Regions from separate parts of the Mus musculus genome. Here region 2 is linked to region 1. The links are chromatin loops, found by intact Hi-C in ENCODE. Cell type or tissue: heart. All regions are shown on one strand. Links, peaks and the distances in the headings refer to the core of each region. The heading gives the core; the rest is flanking DNA. Region 1 holds the start of Gm43837 (a long non-coding RNA gene). Region 2 holds the start of Gm26761 (a long non-coding RNA gene).

Evidence for each region. Peaks named below come from ENCODE experiments on the same cell type or tissue, not always from the same donor. Only the 100,000 strongest peaks of a DNase experiment are listed, where the experiment ranks them.
Region 2: it touches region 1 in a loop (2.9-fold over the local background); 4 of 42 quality-filtered maps call a loop at or near these places.

The regions. Positions count from the first base shown.
Region 1 is chr5:64,377,537-64,387,010 of GRCm38, reverse strand. It overlaps Gm43837 (a long non-coding RNA gene), which reads right to left and starts at 9,058. Exons shown (of 3, transcript XR_003955925.1): 1 at 8,976-9,058; 2 at 3,367-3,484. In heart, for the core only: a CTCF peak has its summit at 4,384 (motif pointing left); DNase peaks (open chromatin) are centred at 4,400, 5,830, 6,050, 7,890 and 2 weaker places; H3K27ac peaks cover 3,812 bases.
Region 2 is chr5:64,697,668-64,707,141 of GRCm38, reverse strand. Gm26761 (a long non-coding RNA gene) reads left to right here and starts at 7,734. Exons shown (of 4, transcript XR_868446.2): 1 at 7,734-8,713. In heart, for the core only: no CTCF peak of the experiment used is centred there; DNase peaks (open chromatin) are centred at 2,851, 3,821, 5,141 and 5,721; H3K4me3 peaks cover 324 bases; H3K27ac peaks cover 1,562 bases.

The DNA.
Region 1 (9,474 bases), core at 1,076-9,075:
GTGGAGGAGTCCACTCCTGACCAATCCTAACCATCAAACTAGTTGCAAACAAAACTCCTGGGAACGGGAAAATCCGTGTTCTTCAATGGAGAGATGCACAGATGTATCAACCTCACTCCAGGGTAGACTCCATGCCCAGGAGTAGTCGACTAACACAAAGTAGACTCTGTGCTTGATTGTATGTGAGTTGCATTATTTTATTTGGTATTTTTTTCTTACTGGTTTTCCTTTCTTTTCCTGTCTTTTCTTTTCTTTTTTGGTTTGTTTGTCTGTTTTGATTTTCTCTTTCATTTTTCTTTTTCTTATGAGAGAAAAGACGTGAAGCTGTGTAGAGTAGGGAGATGGGGAGGAGATGGGAGAAGTTGGGGGAAAGGAAAATGTATGATCGAAATGTATGGATAAAAACAATTTTAAAGAAAGTTTTAAAGCCCTCCTAGAAAAGCACTGACTAGAAGTATTTTCTTTGGTACAACAAAGTGGGCTCTCAGAAGCTGCGTATGCCTAGGGGCTATGTGTGTCTGACACTGTACAAGTGTGTGTGCACTCAGGGCTGCGTGTGCCTGATGCTGCCTGAGAAACTACAGGATTTAATGGTCATCATGCCAGGTTTCAGTCTTGCTTTGATCCTATCTTTTTTTGCTGCCCTCTTGTTTCTTTTAGAATGGCAGCATTCAGCCTATGTCCTCTTATACGCCATTTCAGTTTTGATTGAATGGCTCACAGCCCGGAGTTTTCTCTTGGGCCTCAGAAGAGACACTGGACTCTGGAACAACGTTGAGACTATTAAGACTACAGGAATTCTTAAAATTAGACACGATGCAGCTCTAGTCACGAGATGCCCACGAGCCTTTGGGTCCAGTGGTAGAATATTGCGGCTTGACTCTGAAGTGCCCCCACAGGCTCAGGCTTTGAGAGCTCATTCCCCATGTGGTGGTTCTATCCTGGGAGGCTGTGGAATGGGAAGTGGAGCTTTGCTAGCGGAAGGAGGTCATTTAAGTCAGACCTCAGAAGATAGCCCAGCCTCTAGCCCTGGCCCACTGTGACGTGAAGGGTCTTCCATCACATGCTCCGGCTGCGGTGGGCTCTCACATGTCTGCCCCACTCTGAAACCAGGAGTCGAAATAAACTTTCCTTCTTAGGCTGTTTCTGTCAGATCCTTTGGTTGAATACGAAAGCAGCCGATACAGAGAGGAAATCAGATACTAGTGCATCCGAGAGCACGATGCCATCCCAGGTAGGACAATCCATTGGCGCAGTACGTTTCATGGGCTGGGGTTCCAGACTGAGTATTAGAAAAAGCAACTTGAGCATGCGCATTAGCTCTTCTCTGCTTCCCGACTTGAGGTACCTAGCTAGCTGCCTTACTTTTCTCCCACCACACCTCCCCACCGTGATGGTCCACACCTTCAAACTGAGAGCGGAAATAAACCCTTCCTTCCCTAAACTGTAGATGTTCTTACAGTAACGAGATGAGCAATGAACAGGCCATTTAAGATTAGAAAACATTGCCGGGCGGTGGTGGCGCACGCCTTTAATCCCAGCACTTGGGAGGCAGAGGCAGGCGGATTTCTGAGTTCCAGGACAGCCAGGGCTACACAGAGAAACCCTGTCTCGAAAAAACCAAACCAAAAAAAAAAAAAAAATAGAAAACATCTTTCAATGCTTCAGTGTCCCCAAGCAACTGTGGTGATTTTTTATTTTATTTTTTATTACTTTACTTTGGTTTATTTCCATTTAAATAATAAAAAAAATCTGTCTGTACTAAGTGAATTCTCATCCTTCTGACTGAATTGGTAAACCTCAGTGACACTGTGGGTGAGCTAGGACTGACAAGATGGCTGAGGAGGTGAAGACACCGGTCACCAGGTCTAACAGGCTGGGTTCTGTAAATCCGCAGGGAACAAAGAAGGAACCAACTCACTTGGGCTGCCCTCTGACCTCCACCCTGAGCCTTGGTGCACTGTTTGAAACTGATTTGTAACAGAATATCTACTAAAAAAGTTTAAGGTTACTAAGTAACTATAAAACTAATTTTCATTGAGCTAATCTGACAAAATGGCTTTAGACCAAGAGTAGGGCTTGTTCCCTAATTGAGTAATTAAAACTGATTCCTTCTAAAACAGAAGACCCTCTGGAAATGGAGGAAGTGTTTTAGGCTGAAGCGAACTGGTAGGAACTGAGAGGATCCCCAAACATGCATAGTGGAAACTCATTCAGGGTTCTCCGGCTGACTTCAGGCAGGGAGAGTGCTCCAAATCCCTTCCAAATGTGGGTCTGATTTCCCTGGAACTGGAAAATCGCCTTTAACATCAAACTGATCCCTTTGCTCCACAGTCTCCCGTTGAAAAGGGAGACCATTCCGACCAACCAGCTTTTCCCAGCCCCACCCCAGCTCCCACAAAGGAACTTAGTGCCGAATCTAGCACAGACCTCCTCTCCAGGGAATCCCAGAGGCTTGTGGGGTGCAAGAGTATAGATTCCAATCTCTGTCATGGCTTCATGGACCTCACCCACAGCACTTACAAAGTCATATGTATGTGCTATGCTCAACTTAAGTGGGATCTGTCCATATTTTCACCAAAAGGGCATCGATTCAGATTTCCCAAGACCCTCGCAATCTCTAAGAAACTTCAGTTGTCCATGGTGTTTTCCATTGGCACATCCTATCTGTACTGGCTAATTTTGTGTCAACTTGACACAGCTGGAGTTATCACAGAGAAAGGAGCTTCAGTTGAGGAAATGCCTCCATGAGATCCAGCTGTGGGGCATTTTCTCAATTAGTGATCAAGGGGGAAGGGCCCCTTGTGGGTGAGACCATCTCTGGGCTGGTAGTCTTGGTTCTATAAGAGAGCAGGCTGAGCAAGCCAGGGGAAGCAAGTCAGTAAGGGACATCCCTCCATGGCTTCTGCATCAGCTCCTGCTTCCTGACCTGCTTGAGTTCCAGTCCTGACTTCCTTGGTGATGAACAGCAATGTGGAAGTGTAAGCCGAATAAACACTTTCCTCCCCAACTTGCTTCTTGGACATGATGTTTGTGCAGGAATAGAAACCCTGACTAAGACACTATCAGCAGACGATTAACTAATTGATTTGGAAGTCAAAATTAAGTTTATACTGATTCTTGGCTGAAGGAACCCTGGTAATGTTTCCTGGCACCTGAGTTTACTTATCTGTAAAATGGGTTCATTCCCCTCTCCAGGTGGTTTCAAAGGATAAATGAGGCAGTATAGATACGGTACTTATTAAGGTACTTCTCAGAGCCAGGCCTGGTGGCTTGTGCCTGTAATTCTAACACTCCCAAGTCATCCTGGCTACACAATGAGTTGCTGGCAAAGCTTGAACACTATACAATGTAAGTATAGCATACCTCAAAACAAAGCAGCGACAAATTCCAATGGTTGACAGGAGGTGTAAAGCAATGTTTATGAACAGCAGCTGTTGTTCTTCCGGCCGCTGCTGTTGAAGAAGAGGTCACAGGGACCCATCTAGGAGGGTTTCAGAAAAGAGGACACAAACTGGTTAATGGGAAGGCCCTGCTACAGATCCCTGTCATTGGATACTTCCCACAACAATGTGTAGCTTAAGTAGGATCAGTCACCTGGTGGTCAGATGTTTCCAAGTTCCTGGGGGTGAGACCGTGCTCTGCTGGGGAGCCCAGGAACGCAGCCTGATTTCCTGGTTCAAAAATCACACCTGTGAAATTCTATCCAGGTGGGAAATTCTTCTGCCCTGAGACTCCTGAAGCCATGGTTCATTATCAAGATATTTTTCCAGGTCACTCTGAGGTCACCTCCTTAACTAATACCACAGTCTGGGAGGATAGCCACCCAGGTCAGCTTCAAGGGCTTTTGCCTAAAATTCCACAGTAACACCTCTTTCATTGACCGTTTACTATGTACCGGTTACAACACATATGGCGATATGGGCATCTATTTAAGACTCTCCAGGGTCTAGCTACAAAAATCTCTAGCAAAAGACCAGAAACTCAGGCGTGGCAACTAACCCAGTCAATCATCTGAGAATACAGCCAGCAGGCAAAAGACCCAATATTCCAGGTCTTTCTGACTCTGGTGCCTGTTACCATCAGGCTAGATGCCACTGTTAATGCAATATTCCTCTCCCCTGTCACCTGTGTTTACACTTGTCAGGGAAGCAAACAGGGTTTAAGAATCTCATTTTTCTCCCCCGCTGAGGACACAACACAGCCTGTGGTCACGAGTCAGGTCCTTCATGGCTCTACATTCTCCAGAATATTCTCCAGCCTTTCTCAGATCACGTCATATCTGCTCAGGACACAATATAATAGCCCATATTTCCATTTCTCTAGTTTGGCTAAGTGGCCACGTTTCTGAAACACCTGGTTGGAGCAAGAGTGCCACCTGCTGGAATATCTGGGTCACTGCCAACACTAATTCCTCCAGGCAGAGAGGGCAGGCCAGCAGGATGGGTTTCAGGAAAGCGGTGTGAAGCCCTTACTTCCTGGACACGTTCCTGGACAGCTCCAAGAACTCACTCAGCAATGTACAGGTCCAGATTTCACGGAAATTACCAGGGATTGCTCAAATACAGGTCTGAGAGTTTGAGTGTGTTCCTTGGGTTCAAAGCCCAGGCCTGGGATCAGGAAGATAGAATGCAGAACCATGGTAGTATAGGGTTGTAGTCTTATCTTTCTGTAACAATTTAAAATGTTGCTTGTCAGAATCTTTTGGTATTCACTTTGATGTTTTCAAAATAGGGCTTCGCTTATTTACAGACTTTTTGGAGGCACCCCTTTTTTCTTTTTCTTTTTTCTTTTCTTTTTTTTTTCTTTTTTTATTTTTTTGTGCTCATATTAACACCTCTCCTCCCCATCTTGTGCTTGCCGGATAAAGTCATCCCTGTTCCCCATCAGGCTAAGGCCAAACAGGGGGCTGCCAACCTGGACTGGATGAACAGCTAGCGGCGGGGTTGTCTGGGAAATGTTGAGATTTTATGAAGCAAGTATGTATATTTTCCGCGGTGATGGTTTATCATGCCCTGACTAGTCTCCAGGAAAGCCATGACTTTGTAAGGAGTAGTCTTTACAAAAATCTTCAGGCTTTATCAAGCAAACGGAAGATAGCAGTGGCTATAGCTGTAGAAACAGCATGGTCGCCCTGACAGAGACCCAGGCATTTGCCAGTGTGCATTGTTTTTGGACGCAGGTTGGTTAGGGGAGTGCCTCTCCCAGATAAACAGATTCTCAGCAGCGTGAGCCACTTCCTTCTTTGTCCCTGGCTTGCTGCTGCTTCCAGTCATCTCAGCCCTGTCACGGTTCTCAAGTGCAGTTCTTGGAAAGCTGCAGCCTCCCCTCTGGAATACCCGCTCATCCACCGAGGGCCTTGCATTCTCCTGCAAGATCATTTCTGTGCCAGCCTCACTGTTTCCTGGAAGCCCTGAGCATTTCACAAACACTCCTGGTAGCAAACATCCCCCCCCCCCCCCCCCGCCCAAATTGCATTCCTATTTATCTATCTTCCTCACAATATGGGGGAAGACTTGGGAGAGCAGGCTACTAACTGTTACTCATTTTGGAATCCGTAGCACTTAGCACAGATATTGAAATGTCTCAATGAACGAGTAATTAAATTTTGATTGAGGAAACAATCACTTATAATATTTTTCCCTAAAAACATTCCTTGGCTCTTTCGGCAATATATGAGCCTTGGTAGGGTCGATTGAAAGACAGATTTCACCACCATTCTTAACATTTCTTGGAGGTGTGAGTCTCTCTGACAGTCACAGTATGTGGGTGGGGCTCAGCCCAGCTTGGCCTCTGGAGAAGTAACTGACATCCAGACCACTTTCTGAGCATGCGCAGTGCCCACTTAGCAGTAAATGGCTCCAGGCAAGCCATGGGTTTTGCTGCTTTTTGTAATTCCTCATTTGCCTCCACCCATGCTCAGAGCAAGCGAGAGAGGAGAGAGAGAGAGAGAGAGAGAGAGAGAGAGAGAGAGAGAGAGAGAGAGAGAGAGAGAGAGAGAGAGCCAATAGGGGAATTCACAGGAGAGAGTGGCCATTGGCTGAAGCCAGCTGTCGCCTGGGAACCCCACAGCTTTATTGTCAAAGACCCAAACAGGAAATTGGTTGACCCAACTCACTTCCGCATCAGGATATAGAGAGCTGGATTTCGTGAGTCGGACCCGCTAGCTTTACTCTGTTTCCTTTTGCTAGAACAAAATTCATAAGAAATCGATAAGATCTCGGGGTGACAGCTCCAACCTTTGCTTCTCCCACACACTTCAGAGGAAAGCAAGCTTGAGGCAGGAGGCTAACCCAGCTGGTTTGCTCCCACCATGAGTTCAAGGCTGCAGGGGAAACACAGGGCTGAGCCCCATAGGGCTGTGGTTGTCACTGAGTGATCACCCACTTGCCCCAAACAACAGAACATGTTCCTGTGTTTGGCAGAATGGAATTCCTTACTCTGCCTTTAGGTCCTCCTGGTGTAGCTGAGCCTGTACAGTTTCCTCACACTGGATTTTCTTGTCCCAAAGCCACTGAGTCACGGGCAGCCATTCACACCACTTCTCAAAGATGCGGGTCAGCTTCCAGATGTGGAATCAGAGGACTCCAGCTGTGGGTAGCAGGGATAGTTAAACACGCCAGGGCCACATCGATCCTGAACATCCCTAGACTTCTTTCTTGTCCATTTTCTCTAAAGTATAAGAAGAACATTGGCTTGCATAGCATTTACATTGTATTGAGTGTAATGATAACTTTAAAATATGTATTTATGCATGTAAGATGCTACTTAAAGCATTCAGGAAATGTGCACAGGTTATTTTTTAAATATACCTTATTTCATTTATTTGTTTGCTTGTTTGTTATTCATTTACTTATTTGGGACTCGGGGGGACGACAGGGTCACAATGTTGTCTTACAACTCCTAGGCTCAAGGGTCTCTCCTGCCCAAGCCTTTCTAGTGGTGGGACTCGAGGCAGAAGCCACCACTGAGGGTGTGAAGGGACTGCAGATGTGACATGTAGATCTGGAGTGGGCCCTGTTTCCAGGAGATCAACCTACAGGAGACTTGGTGTCTATCTGCGGTTCAGTGAGCAGAGGGTCTCTCTCCTGACCCTCTCCTGACTCCTCCTCCTCTGGATTGCAGGCCTTTCCTCTGAAGACCCCAAAAACCCACAGAGAAGGAAAGGAGGTAAGAGCCGAATTCAGAGGCAGGCAAAGGGAGCTTACGTTGTCACTCTTCCTTGGATGCACATGCACTTCCAGGCGCTCCAGCTATAAATGGGCCACCCACCCATCCCTGAGCTGTGGATCTCTGGCCTGTGCTGGTCTTACTTGTGGCTCCCTGTCTTAGGTCTCTTTCTGTTCTCTTTCCAGTTGGTAAAGTGGGTGGGTATGGATTGATGGAAGTCTCAAACCCCAAGGACAAGAATATCAAGCACTTCCAAATTGTTCTTCAGCCAGGCCCCTTATGTTACATCCAATGATTACCATAGCCTTTGGTAAGTGCCAGCTGAGGATTCTTGGATGGCAAAGCTTCTCAGTGCTGGAGTCTGGATTTCTGCGATTGTGGGGCAGAGTTCTGACTTATAAAGCTGTACTCTTCCTCGTCATGCAGGGACCCTGGTGTTTCAGAAAATGGCCTAGGAAGCGATCATTGCCTGAGCCTATTAACAAGGACACCTAAGTCAGGCCAAGGCCAGCTCGGGCATGCGTGTCAAGGGAAGTGGGGCTGGGGGTTGGGGGTGGAGAGGTTTACACAGGCAGGTCAGGGTTGTTGGGACCACTCTTTATTCTGCTGACTTCATTCAGTTCCAGTGTTACAAAACTCGCTCTTTATATGGTGCCTGTTACAGGAACTGGTCAGATAGGGCGTGGACAAGTTGGGGGTCATTCCGAGGCCATGGAGACTCCCCTACGTCAGCACTTTAAGACTCGGTCCCATTTCCTCCTTTAACATATGCCTGAGCTTGAAGCCCGTCCTTTCACCCCGTGCTTCCGTCTTCTTTTTAAAACTCTAAGGGACAAGAGAAGTTTCTTGTCCCACTTCCTCCCGTCTCTCCTCTCCCCCAACCCCCACCCTCAGCCCCTGTTTCTGAATCAGCCAGTGCTCCAGCTCTGGGTGGGTAAATGTTTTCCCAAGAACTCTCCAGAAGCCCCAGGTTTTGCTTCTAAGTCAGTTCGGCGATGGTACATCTGGATATCCTTTCTCAGTGAAACACCACTCAGTGTTTAAGGAAAGGAAATGATGAAATATTCAGGAGAGCTGATCCGAATACAAAGGAATCCAAGAGCACTGGGCAGCATGCTGTCTAAACACACTTTGTTTCTTCAGAAAGAAAAAGCAAACCATCAGGGGAAAAAAAATACGTTTTACAAAATGGCTTATATTGGGAGAGAGCTGGAGATTTTTAAGAAACCTGAAATGTAAGAGGGTTAGCCCAGACTTCGTTATTAATATCTTGGAACCAGCTGGAGAGTGAAATTAGGCTGTAAAATCGTTGCACCATTTGCTGGGCCAAGCTGGAAATAACACGTTTCTCACATAGTTCTACAGGAGACAAATACCACACTGGGGCACAGGAGAGGCAGTGTGGTCTCACTGTCTTTGTTTTCTCATTTGCTGGGGGTAATAATTCCTTTCACCAAGCTCACAGATTGAAGGGTCAGAATGGAGAGGTGAAGGCAGGGTCTTGGTGTCAGGCTGCTGGCTCTGTCCCCCAGTGATGGCGGGCTCGAACGCTCACCTCTCTGTGCCCTCATTCCCTCATCTAGAAAATGAGAGTCGTACCCGTGATGGCAACTGGTCTGCTTAGCATCCAGGTGGAGCCTGAACACTCTCAGTAATGCCAGCCATAGTTAGGTGATGTCCTTCTGGCAGTGGCTGCCACCAGGTCCTCTGCAGCCCTCTTCAACACTGACAACCCCTTCGGTAGAGTGACAGAGGAAAAAGCAAAAATACAAATAAGTGAAAGGAAGATGTCACCATCAACTTACAGAAACAAGCAGGCACACAGGAGGGGGTGGCAATTGCATGCCCACGAACCAGACAGCTTGGCTAATGGCAATCTCCAGAAACACAAATCACCCAACTACACCCTCCCTCTCCCCCCCTAGAGAAAGGAAGTCCTGAGAGAGCTAGCTACCACAAGAAACCGAGTCAACAGATTGAAACCTCTCTGTGACGAAATCTCAGGACCAGGTAGCCTCGTTTGTATGTTCTCCGGGACAATTGAAGAATGAACGCCTGTTCTCCTCTAAGTCTCCCAAGCGAGGCAATGATCTGAACACTTCCAGATCTACTCTGTGAGGTCAGCATTACCCAGAGGCAGAAAAACAAAACAAAGAAACAAACAAAATAGTTTCTGACTCCTTTTAGAACTGTGCCCTCTCTCTAACCTAATACCTTTCATAGACTCTATCTCCAAATTCTGTTTCTCCTCAGCTTTGATCCCCCACCTCACAAGTTACCTAACTTGCTCATTCACCTCCTGTC
Region 2 (9,474 bases), core at 844-8,843, 320 kb before region 1:
CTGCCCCGCCCCCATTAAATAGGTGGAACTCAGAGATGCTCACTAAGTCTTCTGATGTCACTCAGCAAGTTAGGCACAGCAAGTTAGCCAAGCAAAACTGTGGCTTTGAATCCTTTCTTTTTTTTCATTCCTCTGAAAGTATTTGATAAAGGAATGAGTGTCTGTCTGTGTGTCCCACTGTGTGTGTGTGTGTTTGTATATATGCATGTATGCATCTGTGTGCATGTGTGCCTCTGCTTTATTCCCTTGAGACAGGGTCTCTCACAGGACTGGAAGCTGTGATTTAGCCTAAGCCAGCAAGTCACACCCATCCCCCTTTCCCTTCCTCCCCAGCCCTGGGTTACAGGCTTGTGTGGCCACACCTGGCTATTAACCAGGGTGCTGAGTTTTGCAGCTCAGCTTCTCTTGTTTGAGCCGGAGTGTTCTTACCCACAGAGTCATCACCCTGACCTCCTTACACTTTTTGTTTGTAGCATTTCTGCAGAACTGGGGGTGGGTTGGGAGTGGGAGAAAGATGATCGTGTGCTTTATAGCCGGGCATGGGGTTTCTAGCTCTGGTGCTCAATTAGGGGAAACACGATTCCATTTCTTTTCCATTTTTTTTTTCTATCTGCCAAAAGGAGAATTCATTCATCAGGGATGAATCTGATAGTCTTGTAGTAGCGATCCCAGGAAAACAAGCTCCCTTGACAGTCTCCCAGGAGCTGTAGGGCTTCCCCGAAGCTTCCTCGGCCTCTCTGCATGCAGCACGAGGCTGCCTTCCTGTTCAGGTGCCCGTGAAGCCGCAGACTTGAATTTTGGAACTTTGAAGGAGAGCGCATAGGGCGTCATACGTGAAGAACCATCTAACACATGGCTCGTGGGCACGGAGGCTGGTGGAATCTTAGATTCATTTCTTCACTCGGGGAGTATGCCTTACTCCCCTGCGCCAACCCCTAGCTTCACAATACCCCTTGATATTGAACCACATTTCCAACCTTCAGACAAAGGCTTTTGAATATGAATATTCAGGTTGGAGAGATGGCTCAGAGGTTAAGAGCACTGACTGCTCTTCCAGAAAGGTCCTGAGTTCAACTCCCAGCAACCACATGATGGCTCACAACCATCTGTAATGGGATCTGATGCCTTCTTCTGGTGTGTCTGAAGACAGCTACAGTGTACCCATAGAAATGAAACAAATAAATCTTTCTTTTAAAAAAAAGTCTTCTTGTCAAAAATAAGTTCATTTCTGTTTAATTAAAAAAAAAAAAAAAAAAAAAAGCCGGGCGGTGGTGGCGCACGCCTTTAATCCCAGCACTTGGGAGGCAGAGGCAGGTGGATTTCTAAGTTTGAAGCCAGCCTGGTCTACACAGAGAAACTCTGTCTCAAATAAAATAAAATTTAATTAAATTTAATTAAATTTAAAAATAAATAAATACAGTAAAGACCCCTATTTGTTTTTTAGAAAAGATAAATATTCATTTATTTATTCCTTCATGCTCTCCCTCCACTCACTTTGTGCATACAAAACATAAATGTGTGTAACATTCAACTCCACTGCATTACTTGACCTGTGGGAAGACTGAAGAAAGGACTGATCAGAATTTTCGGGGAGGGGGAACTGCAGAGATGGCTCAGCGGTTAAGAGTACTAACTGCTCTTCCAAAGGTCCTGAGTTCAATTCCCAGCAACCACATGGTGGCTCACAACCATCTGTAATGGAATCTGATACCCTTTTCTGGTGTGTCTGAAGACAGCTACAGTGTATTTAAAAAAAAAAAAAAACTTAAAATTTTTTTTTCTGGGACTGGAGAGAGAGAGTTCAATGGCTAAAGGCATCTCCTGCCAATTCTAATAACCAGGGTCCACAGGGTAGAAGGACAGAACTGACTCCAAATTCTCAGAAATCCCCATACCACTGTGACATGACCAACACACACACCCACTTTCACCTTCTCACAGTGAGTATAAATGCACAATACACACACACACACACACACACACACACACACACACACACACACACATGTGCGCGCGCGCGGCAGCAGGTAAATCCCTTGGCACTCTTCTGATTTTATTTGCTGAATCCTGGATGCTTAACATAGAAGACTGAGGGAAGGGTACCAAGCATGCATGCCTGGTCAAAGCAGGCATGAGTGGATGGTTGTTGTGTCTTGAAAAATTCCAGCACAAGAGTAACTCCACCCTTCCTTCTGCCCCTTAAGAAGCAAAACAAAATAACAACGGAATAAATAAAACTAACCAATCCTGGCTTACACAACCTTAGCTTACCAATTAAAAATTGGTTCAGACATCAATTCCTTCGAGAGCTATCAATAGCTTCAGCAGGCTGCTGGCTCTTTTTTGCATCTCTGGTCCGCGTCTTCTCTCTCTATTCCCCATCTTTCCACTCCCAGATTGCCCTTGCCTCCCTCGCACTCACAAGTGGACACATAGTGGACACAGACTATAGTCTTGCATAGGTCTCTGTGAGCATTTATTAAACTTGAGCTTAATCCTCCTGTAGGCATTAGGAGGAGGCCTTTGGACACAGAGAATGGTTGGTTTCCTGAAGCAATACCTTGGGAATTTGTCTTGGGATCTGAGGGGGTGATATCCGAAGTTGTTATGTAGATCCTGATCTTAGGGAAATTGCTGGAAGCCTCTAGTATGCACAGGAAGCTTGGGCTCTTGGCCCAATCGGCTCAGAGTCTAAATATTTGGAAGACGAATACTTGGAAATACATTTAAACATTTAAAGCATTTTATTTGTTTTTGCAGTGATTCTCATTGTGAGTGTGATACGATCCTTCAGCAAGGCTGTAGCTGCTGCAGATGCAAGCCCGGGCACAGGCTCCAGCTCAGGGCTTGGAGGGGAGCCAGAGGCGCATGGCTATTGGCTAATGCCCACACCCGGGGTTGTTACTCCCATCCCTTGCCTTCAACACCTGCATCTGAAAGTCATACTAAGGGTCTGAACCAACTCGGCAGTAAAACTGGGAATGGACCACACACACACACACACACACACACACACACACACACACACACCATTTTTCATACCAATCATTACATTACACATTCTGTCAGTGCTGAATGTGTCCTGTTGTCACCAGTTGTCCTCCCAAAATGTCCTGTGGTCACTCTTTCTCTCTGACCAACCAGGTGACACACTTTTCAGCAAGTAGATGTTAAGAGGATGTAAACTAACATGAATGCATTAGGTTATGTAAAACATAATTAGGGAGAGAAGCAGCCCGCATGTTTACAGGACTCAAGCAATGGAATTTTCCACATTCTTTTAATATCTACTTGCACTGTAGGACTTAAATAATATGAACTGTTGACCTGGACTGATCACATTATCTAGATAGTAGCCAAATATCTCCTTTGCCTACTTTGCTGTATCATACATGGGAGTGGGTATTTGGCTTCATTTCTGAAGTTTGTAGAAAGGGGTGGGGCAGGCAGATGGGCTGAGGTGACTGTGGGTGTGCACCTGGCCTTGGTAATTGCTGTGGTACTGAGGTGTCTCAGACAACAATGATAATAACCATCTCTATAGAATTGGGGCTGCAGTCTCAACAGTAAAAATTATATTAAACTGGGCTTCATGCCCAGACTACCGGCTTCAAATAAACAATGTGAGGAAAACATTTTTTTTTTGGGAGGAGCTAAATCAAGCGCTCAGGAAGCCAAGGGAGACAGAGAGGTGCTCCAGTCAAGGAGAAACACTCCCCCCTGCTCACAACACGCCACCCAACATTTGCATGATCAAGTCAATTGACTTGAAAGTCTAACCAGAATCCCATTGACTGTCCCTTGCGCAACCCCTCCTATTGTCAGGCTGCTCAGGGACCTTCTTACTGCTTCCCAAGCCGAGTGGAGCTTGCAAGCGTAATTTCCCAGCCCTCTGGGTTGAAGGCTCCTGGTAGAACAGTGCATGTCAGTGTCTCTCCCAGCACGGCTGTGTGACGTAGATGAATGCGGGACAGGCCATCTGCTGTTGAAGAGGGTGACAGACAGAGTCTGCTCCATTGTGGCAGATGACTCCCCCAGTGCTGGCCAGCTGGCTTAGAGTAGACCAAATTGGACAAGGTAACTGATGTCCAGCAACTCTCTGAGGGAACTCTCTTCTATGTTTGTATTTATCTCTGCTTTCAGACACACACAGACACACACGCACACACACACACACACACACACACACACACACACACACACACACACACACACACTTTTCAAAATGAGAAAGTGTATTCTATTGACAGAGCAAGAGCAGAGACCATGGATAGCTCCGGGCTATGGAAGAATTGGTGGCACTGCGGACCCTGCGGCTAGCTAATGGTTTATCTCTTAATCCCAGCACTCGGGAGATAGAGGCAGGTGGATTTCTGAGTTTGAGGCTAGCCTGGTCTACAAAGTGAGTTCCAGGACAGCCAGGGCTACACAGAGAAACCCTGTCTCAAAAAAAAAAAAAAAAAAAAAAAAAAAAAAAAAAAAAAAAACCAAAACCAAAACCAAAACAACAAAACAAAAAACCCAAAAATACCCCAAACAAACAAACAAACAAACAAACAAAAGAGCTAACTGGATCATGGTTTTACCCTCTCCCCTCCTCCTCTCTCTAATTCTAGAATTTTCACAATGAACATCTAAGACACTTGTCATGCAAATCTTCCAGTTTGGGGACTTTTCTGTTTTTGTTTTTTCTTTCTCTTCTCAGTATTGGATAAGGAACCTAAGGCCTTGAACAAAAGGGGCAAATGTCCTACCAGAGTTCTAGATGTGTCTTCAGGAGGCAGAATCTCACTAAGTAGCTTAAGTTAGCCTTGGACTTGCTTCATAGTCTAGGCTGGTCTTTAATTTTTAATCTTTCAGCCTCTGTCCCCTGAGGGCTGCAGTTTTCAGTGTGTGCTACCATGCCTAGCTGTTCCTAGGACCATCTGGCTCAAGACTTGACTCTTTTCCCTTCCAGGTCTCTAGACTGAGGACCTGTCCTTGCAGGCTCCAGCAGCCTTCAGACTTGTCAGCTGGTTTCCGGGTGGGTCTAGCCAGTGTGAAGCCCAGGACCTGGAGAGCAGCAGGAAGGGAACGGGCATTTCCCCTCTTCCTTTGTGCAGGGGTGGGATCCTTGGCAGCTTCTGTGGCTCTTCTATGAGCTCTCACCAGCCCACACGATTCCAGCTTCCTGTGAGCGATGCCAGCCCCTGGGCTCTCGTCCCATGGCTTCCCCTCTTTGTCCCTCCCTCCTAGGAGTGGCAGCGACTTCCTGCTGTGGCTAGTCTCAGGATTGCTTCATCCCCTCTTGTTTGCCTTCTGGGTTTCTTTTCATCTCCCTGCATTAAATTTCCTCTGTTTTAAATATTCAGAGCGGCTTCTGTCTTCCTGGTTGGGCTCTCACACAAAGAAACAAAAATGTACTTAAAACAAAGGCGAAGGCGGCCAAAGAATTCAGGGGAACAGGAGTTGAGAAGAAATGGAAGAAACAGGATTTCACAGAGCCTGGCAGAACACTGGATATCCAGCAGCCGGAAGGAGTTCTGTTTCGAGGCATGCATATTCAAATACAGATACTTTCCTTGAGGTCATCAGCTCCCGAAGTAAAGGCGAACCATATGCTAGATAAAGGAAAGAAGAGCAGGAGAAAGGTTTTGGGTCCTAAGACACAAGTGCCAGTCCACGGCTCGTAGTGGATGCTGTGGATGGCTACAGGCTCCGTTCTACCCCGTCCCTCACGGCAGAGCAGCTGTGTTTACATGGGACTGGTCCTGCCTTCAGCTTCTGGGTTGTGGCCTTGATTGGCCCTGGTCATGGGCTCACATGTGGACATGTAGGTCCGTGCCACTCAGTGTGTGCCATCCCCCTGACCCTCGGTAAAATGAAAGCGAAGAGGTAATGCCCCTTCAGAAATTAACTTTCAGTGGCCACCTTTCCTGTTTGTTTTTGAGACAAGGTCTCAAGTGGATACCTAAAGGGGACCTTGGCTTCTGATCCTCTCACTTTTGTCTCAGAGCGCTGGGATTACACGTCATCACCGCACCTCATTTACATGGTGCTGAGGGTTTAACCCAGGGCTTCATGCATGCCAGGTAAACTGTTACCAACTGAGCTACTTCCCTAGCCTCGCTTATTGCTTCTAATTAAAAATCAAACAAGCAGACAAACAACAACAACAACAATGAAACCCCACAAAACAAAACAAGATAAAAACACTAAAAATTAAAAGCTGGCATAAAAATAAAGGCCAATGGGAGACAAACAATGTAGAACAGAGACGGCTTTCTGGTCAACCTGTGCCTGAATCCCGCCCCACCAACAGACTCTTCCTGTTACTTGAACATCTACATTCCTTTTGCCATTTAGTATCATTTGATATGAATTTTGATTCTCTCCACAGAAGATATACAACAATGTGATTTATTGGCTGTGTGTCTTTGGGTCAGTCACTTAATCTTTCTGATCCTCAGATTAGTTATCTAAAGGAATAGGAGGAAATTGTTTTGTAGACTTGTTTGAGGGGTGCTCAATATGAAAATGCTCTCTGTACACTGTAAGCTATTATTTGAATATTCTTATGACTGCATGCGCACTATATTTCAAGTGTTAATGTGGTCCAGTACACACTCCCCCTACCAAAAAAGTGTGCCAACTCTCATGAATGCAATTCTGTTAGATCCACCTCAATGCCGGATTGTGAGTGTCTAAGATGGGGCACCAGCTGCCATTATTCCTGTATGGACAGTTCTAAGTAGTTTATGTTTGAAGTCCCAGGGCCATCTATCTAATCTTGAAAAGGTTTATTTTAAACCCCCTGTCAAGTGGAGGTGACTGGCTAACTCTCCGTGTGACACTCACACATTTCCTTGTAAAAGTGTGTGGTTTGCGCTGCCACCTGGAGCTGCTTCGGAAAGTGGGTGTGTCACATTCCTCTCCCTGCATGAAAGTTCAGGTGTGTCCAGAAAAGACCTGCTGGCCAGCTCTGCCCTCGAAGCTGCTCAGAGTTTCTGCTCAGAAGTGGCTTGAGAGCCTGAGAGAGGCACGTAGGTATGAACTTTTCAAAGGGTATAGCTGAACTTTTCAGCTGGGTTTGTCATGCAGCTCAGTTGATAGAATACTTAACCAGCACGAACACAGCTCTGGGTTTGATTGGCTGTGCTGAGTAAACCAGGCGTGGTGGGATGAGCCTGACACTCCATCACTTAGAAGGTGGAGACAGGAGGATTAGAAGTTCAAGATTATCCGTGGTTGTATAGTAGGTTTGAGACCAGCCAGCGCTATATGAGATCCTAAGTCTAAAACAAAACAAAAATCAAAGAGCAGCAAAGGACACCTTGGGAAGTAAAAGGATATTTAACTTTGTTAAAGACCAGCATCCCACTGTAGTAATAGAATATTAAAGGTAACCATTTGTCTTAGGGTTTCTATTGCAACAAAAACCCACCATGACCAAATAGCAAGTTGGGGAGGGAAGGGCTTATTTGGGTTACACTACCACATTTGCTGTTCATCACTGAAGGAAGTCAGGACAGGAATTCAAGCCATGGAGAGATGCTGCTTTCTGGCTTGCTTCCCATGGCTTGCTCCACCTGCTTTCTTACAGAATCCAGGACCACGTGCTCAGGGATGGTACAACCCCCAATGGACTGGATCCTCTCCCACTGATCACTAATTGAGAAATTGCCTTATAGCTGGATCTCATGGAGGCCTTTCCTCAACTGAAGTTCCTTTCTCTCTGATGACTAGGTAGTGTCAAGTTGACACACAAAACCAGTCAGTATGCCATTTATCCAGCTTGATAAGTTCTCAAAGCACAAAGAAGTATCATGTGCACATTTCTTCTAATCACTGGGGTATCTCACACAGGCCTGGAGCTGGGGTTGCTGATGGTGGTCTATTAGGGCAGACAGAAGATGATGGAATGGAGAGCTTGATCTCTTCCATCCAATGACTGTGTGTGTGTGTGTGTGTTTGTTTGTGTAAAACTGTTAGAGATTATTTACATTGTGAATTTCTAAGTCATATCCTGCTACGGTTCCACCCAGAGGGATAGGGCTTAAATCTGAACTTTGCTAAGAAGATTGGCAAAAAATGCATAGGTAGTCCTTAGAGAAACTGTGTGTTCACCCTCGTCAGTCACACAGCTGTCCACCTTTGTCCTTTCATTTCTGTCTCCAGCTAGAACATCAGGCTCGGCTCAACTCTGCCTCCACAGGACCTAGTGTAGCTCTCTGTGAGAGTTCAGGTAAGTATATCAGGGCCTCCTGGCAAAGCCCATATCTTGAGGCCATGGTGAGGCCAGGAACAGTCATGGGCCAGGTAGTCAGCACAAGAATTGGCTGGGCCAGAGTGCAGAAGTTCAGGGCCAAATCATGTTGGAGATGGACGTTGCATCGAGGGAGTGGTCAATAGCACTTTGGTCTCAGGACACAATGTTGAAAGAGGATCTTGTTCCATCAAAGCAGTGGGGAGGAAGGTGAACAGCAGGCCCATCTAGGGAGGGGCTCATGCACAAGGAAGGAGGAAGGAGGGGGCCAGGGACTATAAAAGGGACCAGGAAGCACTTGGCTTTGTAACAAGCACTGAACTAGAGAAAAGGGCAACATGGTCCCTAGTCTCACCTGACTGCTTCAGAGCAGAGCAGTTGCCAAGTTTGTCTGCAAACGAGATTTACCTGGAACAACACTTTTGAAATCATCGTGTCTCAATTGAGAGTTACTGAATACGACAGTGGGTATGTGTGGAGAATTTTCAAAATCCTTTTGTAACAGGAATTTTGGCATGCTTCCCCCATACCCCAATGCTAGAGCATGATCTGATCACACACACACACACACACACACACACACACACACACACACACACACACTATGTGATTACAGTGAGTGACTGAGGCCCACCCTGATTCAAAAAGAATCATTTCTTGATGGAATGTGCAAGCTTTGTGTGCAGAAGTAGGGCGAAACTACTGTTACCACTTGTGGAAGATACAGTCTAACTATAATGGGCCATTATGATATTAGAGCTTCATTGTTATCATTTAGAAGTATGTGTGGCAAATTTTCTTTTTTAAACCCTTTTTGTTTCAGAGCCAGAGTCAAACTAAGCCTGAAAGTACAATATATTGATGCTGAACATAAAACAAGCCAGACAAGATGTTGACTGTTGTTGAAGCAGGACGGGGAGTTGGTTGCTTCCTAACATTCTTTAATTTGTGTGTGCCTGCCGTTTTCCTACATGGAGGATGGAGGGTCTGTTCTGGCTGCTGACAGATGATGGTCTTCATGCCCAGCATATGTGGGTGAGACCGAGTCCTGAAGCTAGCTGGGAAAGCTAGCCCAACAATCTCAAGGCTTAGAGCTTCCTTCCCTCTTAGAGTCTCAGTTCCCTGAAGGTACCTTCCCGTATCTCACAGCCATGGCGTACCCCTCTTCTGACCTGAGACACAGCCTTGCTGGTCTGCATCTTAGCACAGAGGAAAGAGGGAAAAACCTG